2 separate regions of the Homo sapiens genome follow, and region 2 is linked to region 1. A link is a loop called in an ENCODE intact Hi-C map of the cell type or tissue named here. Cell type or tissue: B cell. All regions are shown on one strand.

Region 1 (2,500 bases):
GCACTGGGCTTGGAGTCTGGAAACTTAGGACAACAGAGCCACACCAGCCACATGCCCCTCAGCCAGTCACCTCTCTGAGCCCAAGTTGCCCTGAAGCAGGGGCTCTAGGCTTCCCTTAGAGTTGTTCTGACACTCCCAGGGGAAGATATCCTCGGCAGGTGTTACTAGCACTAAGGTGGGACAATTGTTGCCCTCATCTCCAGGACTGCTGTGTGTGCTGCTGGGCCTGGCTATGGCGGTGGCCCACAGGATGCAGCCTCACAGGCTGAAGGCTTTCTTCAACCAGAGTGTGGATGAAGACCCCATGCTGGAGTGGAGTCCTGAGGAAGGTGGACTCCTGAGCCCCCGCTACCGGTCCATGGCTGACAGTCCCAAGTCCCAGGACATTCCCCTGTCAGAGGCTTCCTCCACCAAGGCATACTGTAAGGAGGCACACCCCAAAGATCCTGATTGTGCTTTATAACATTCCTCCCCGTGGAGGCCACCTGGACTTCCAGTCTGGCTCCAAACCTCATTGGCGCCCCATAAAACCAGCAGAACTGCCCTCAGGGTGGCTGTTACCAGACACCCAGCACCAATCTACAGACGGAGTAGAAAAAGGAGGCTCTATATACTGATGTTAAAAAACAAAACAAAACAAAAAGCCCTAAGGGACTGAAGAGATGCTGGGCCTGTCCATAAAGCCTGTTGCCATGATAAGGCCAAGCAGGGGCTAGCTTATCTGCACAGCAACCCAGCCTTTCCGTGCTGCCTTGCCTCTTCAAGATGCTATTCACTGAAACCTAACTTCACCCCCATAACACCAGCAGGGTGGGGGTTACATATGATTCTCCTATGGTTTCCTCTCATCCCTCGGCACCTCTTGTTTTCCTTTTTCCTGGGTTCCTTTTGTTCTTCCTTTACTTCTCCAGCTTGTGTGGCCTTTTGGTACAATGAAAGACAGCACTGGAAAGGAGGGGAAACCAAACTTCTCATCCTAGGTCTAACATTAACCAACTATGCCACATTCTCTTTGAGCTTCAGTTCCCAAATTTGCTACATAAGATTGCAAGACTTGCCAAGAATCTTGGGATTTATCTTTCTATGCCTTGCTGACACCTACCTTGGCCCTCAAACACCACCTCACAAGAAGCCAGGTGGGAAGTTAGGGAATCAACTCCAAAACGCTATTCCTTCCCACCCCACTCAGCTGGGCTAGCTGAGTGGCATCCAGGACGGGGGAGTGGGTGACCTGCCTCATCACTGCCACCTAACGTCCCCCTGGGGTGGTTCAGAAAGATGCTAGCTCTGGTAGGGTCCCTCCGGCCTCACTAGAGGGCGCCCCTATTACTCTGGAGTCGACGCAGAGAATCAGGTTTCACAGCACTGCGGAGAGTGTACTAGGCTGTCTCCAGCCCAGCGAAGCTCATGAGGACGTGCGACCCCGGCGCGGAGAAGCCATGAAAATTAATGGGAAAAACAGTTTTTAAAAAACAAAAGAAAAAAAGGTTTATTTACAGATCGCCCCAGGAGACTTTCCCTGGTGCCTGCGGATGTCCGAGGCCTCGCGCCAGCAGCGCTCAGTGCCCTTCCTGGAGCTCTCCTGGCCCAGGCCTGGCGGGCACTGCTTCCCGGCCTGCGATGTCCCAAGGCGGGGAAGGAGTCCAGATTGGGTCCCCCTCACAGGTTAGTGGTGATACATTTTAAGTCTGGGAGAGCGGCCTGCTTGTGCAGTGGGTCGCCGAGGATAAGAGGTGAGCCCCCTCTCTCCTGGCTGCAGTCCTTGGCGCTTTGGTCCAGAAGGGTGCGAAGAGCGCTGGGCCGAACATACTGGAGACTCACCACGGCCCCTCCGAGGAAGAGGCACAGGACGCCTGTGGCGGTGGGGATCGAAAGAAAGGAGGGCATGTGGAGTCAGGGCTATGTTGCCCAGGCTGGTCTCGAACTCTGGCCTCAAACGACCTTCCTGCCTCGACCTCCCAAAGTGCTGGGATTACAGGCGTGATGCCCGGGCCTTCTTCCATCTTTTGGAGCCTACCCCTTGTGTTACCTCCCGCCACACACCTCTAATCTGAATTACATGAAACACGGCAAGACACCAAACCCTTCTGAGCCCCCCACTTTTCATCTGTAAAATGGTCATAACAGTGCCTGTTTCTGCGAACTATTGAGAGGGGCAAATAGGGTAATAGATGTGAATTCATTCTGTAAACTGGAAAGTGCACACCCGGTGTGAATCCTGTCTCCACCCTTAGCCCCCGGGGCCCATTCTCTCGGTCCTCACCGGTTGCCAGCGTGACCCAGAAGGCGGCGCCGTACTGAGTGGTGAGCGCGGAGGAGCCTAGGCGGAGCGGGCAGAGCGGCACGCTAGAGATGGAGGCCAAGGCGAAGACCCCGAAGAGCGCGAAGGCTCCGGTGGTCAGCAGTGCCAGGCCTCCGTAGAGCGGGGCCGGCGTGGAGAGCAGCACGTTGGAGAGGAGCCAGAAGCAGAACGCCACCCTGCCGGGGAGTGGGGGGACCC
Region 2 (2,500 bases), 260 kb after region 1:
GGAAAAGCAAGGTAACATTTAGTATGTGAGAGGTACCTGAGATGATTCCATGTCCCCGCAGAGAGTACTTCCTGAAGTATTTCCATGAGTTACTTCAGGAGTGGGCTGGTAGGGCAGCGGGAGGAGCTGAAGGGGATAGAAGGGAGAGTATATATGTGATTCAGATATGTATTTCTGACTTGAAGTGAAATATGCTGGAAAACTCACACAACTATGGTAAAGAAAAATTACTCAATTCCTTTTTACCCTCTTGTACAGTCACTCATTAAAAGATAAGAATTTCGGCCGGGCATGGTGGCTCACACCTGTAATCCCAGCACTTTGGGAGGCAGAGGCAGGCAGATCACTTGAGGCCAGGAGTTCGAGACCAGCCTGGCCAACATGATGAAACCACATCTCTACCAAAAATAGAAAAAAATTAGCCACGCGGCGTGGCACGCACCTGTAATCCCAGCTACTCGGGAGCCTGAGGTGGGAGGATGGGAGGATCACTTGAGTTCAGGAGGTCGAGGCTGCAGTGAGCCGAGATCATGCCACTGCACTCTAGCCTGAGTGCAGCGACATCTGACATCAGGGACTGCTGATGAGTTACAAAAAATAAATAAATAAATAAATAAAATAAAGAAAGAAAGAAATTCCTTTAGGAAACCTTGAATATGATTGAGATGACAAAACCCTTGGGAATGAGAAAAAAAGGAGCTGTGGAGATAAAAGTGAAAGTTCGGGATCTCAGAGGAGCTAAGAAACTTTGGTACATGAGAAATTGGATAAATGGAAGAGTATCTGAGACAGAAAAGGATTAAGCAAACAGAGGATTGTGGCCAACATCATGGCAAGGAAACATGAAAAGCAAGGTTTTGAGCAACCATGCTGCAGTAACTTCCTAAAACATTGTAGTCTCCACAGTGTGCTTAGGGCAATATTTACAAACCTACAGGCTGATGTTAAAATGGTTTTGTGCTCAGGTAGCATGTCTCCTACAGAGACAGGAGGCAGGAGACAAGCCTGAGTTGCAAGGGTAATTAGAATCAGCCAGAAAAAGAATGGAAAAAGAAAGTTGGTGTGCAGGGAGAAGAATTTATTTGAACTTCTCCATCAAGCGTGTTCCGTTATAGGCACAGCACAGGCTGTGGGCACAGCACCCTCTAGTGTCTGGGAGAGTCACTGCAGCTTTGCTGTGTGGTAGGAGCACAGTTGTTCAGCTCCGTTAACTTGAACAAATATTTACAGTAGTGTTCTCTCTAGTGACCCAGGGCCTACTTGGTGTGCATGACTGTTGTTCTAAGCTTTAGTCTTACCACCTCTCCACCTTGAAATGGGGCGTTCAGGTCTGGCCTGGCTGGAGGCAAGGCTATGAATTGTATGCTGTGGAACTGTCTTTCAGTGTCTGTGAATTTGCCTACTAGTGCCTTTAGCAGGGAAGGTGGGGTGCTCTCCCATGTTTGAAATAAAGGCCTTAGTCTTTAGTTTCAATTTAACCTGCAGTTCAACATTTCACGCAGTATAATGCAGCCATAAAAAAGAATGAGATCATGTCTTTTTCAGGGACATGGATGAAGCTGGAAGCCATCCTTCTCAGCAAACTAACACAGAAACAGAAAACCAAATACCACATGTTCTCACTCATAAGTGGGAGTTGAACAATGAGAACACACGGGCACAGGGAGGGTAACATCACACACTGAGGCCTGTCGGGGGGTGCGGGGCAAGGGGAGGGAGGGCATTAGGACAAATACCTAATGCATGTGGGGCTTCAAACCTAGGTGATGGGTTAATAGGTGCAGCAAACCAGCATGGCACATGTATACTTATGTAACAAACCTCAGGTTCTGCACATGTATCCCAGAACTTAAAGTAAAAAAAACAAAAAAAAATCCACTTGGTATAACAGAAGGATCGCTTTACACAGCGGTCACTGATGTCTGATGTGGGACCAGCAACAACTTTAAGGAAGGTTTTGGTGACAATCAGCTATCATAAGGTGGCTATTTCTAGACTGATTACCTCCCTCCCTCCCATCCTCCCTTCCTTCCTTCCCTCCTTCCTTCCTTCCTTCCGATGTAGCCAGTCTAAATTATCAAGAGATAAAAAAAAACTCCCTTAAGCCCTTTTGCCCCCATCAGGCTGCTTTGGATGCAGCTCCACCGTTTACTGCCTTAGTGTTACCATGGGTGGGTTCCTCAGTCTCATCATATGAAAAAGGGACAATAGTAGGATGTACCATGTAGGGTTTCTGTGAGTATTAAATGAGGTAATGCCTGTAAAGCACACCGTACCTGACATAAAGAAGCCATTGAGCAATATCAGCTAGGCAGCAATAACATTAAAGCTTTGAGCTTTGTTTCATGGGAGAAGAGGTTCAAATTAGCACTGAGCCTCTTCAACAGAAAGGGCTGGTAACTTGACATAAGTGAAAACCTCTGACCTTCCTTGGAAACACTAGTTTGGATAGTGGTTATTTAACAAGTACAAACACTTGAGTTTGGGGCCAAGCAGTGTA

The links. A loop is a pair of places that touch in the nucleus more often than their neighbours do. Peaks named below come from ENCODE experiments on the same cell type or tissue, not always from the same donor. Only the 100,000 strongest peaks of a DNase experiment are listed, where the experiment ranks them.
Region 2: a loop joins it to region 1, with 8 times the contacts of the local background. A loop is called at or near these places in 4 of 110 quality-filtered maps.

What each region holds. Positions count from the first base shown.
Region 1 is chr15:45,117,069-45,119,568 of GRCh38, reverse strand. It overlaps DUOXA2 (dual oxidase maturation factor 2), which reads right to left. Exons shown (of 6, transcript NM_207581.4): 5 at 2,264-2,478; 6 at 1,148-1,853. The coding sequence ends at 1,660. DUOXA1 (dual oxidase maturation factor 1) reads left to right here. Exons shown (of 9, transcript NM_001276266.2): 9 at 204-2,203. The coding sequence ends at 463. Among named protein-coding and RNA genes, the nearest start is that of DUOXA2, 4.0 kb to the right of the region's middle. RefSeq lists an enhancer at 1,401-1,600. In B cell, CTCF peaks have their summits at 1,083 and 1,286 (motif pointing right); a DNase peak (open chromatin) is centred at 1,308; H3K4me3 peaks cover 1,064 bases; H3K27me3 peaks cover 1,754 bases.
Region 2 is chr15:44,852,176-44,854,675 of GRCh38, reverse strand. It overlaps LOC105370798 (a long non-coding RNA gene), which reads right to left and starts at 119. Exons shown (of 2, transcript XR_932185.3): 1 at 37-119. It also overlaps the pseudogene SORD2P. In B cell, CTCF peaks have their summits at 911 and 1,168 (motif pointing left); a DNase peak (open chromatin) is centred at 1,145.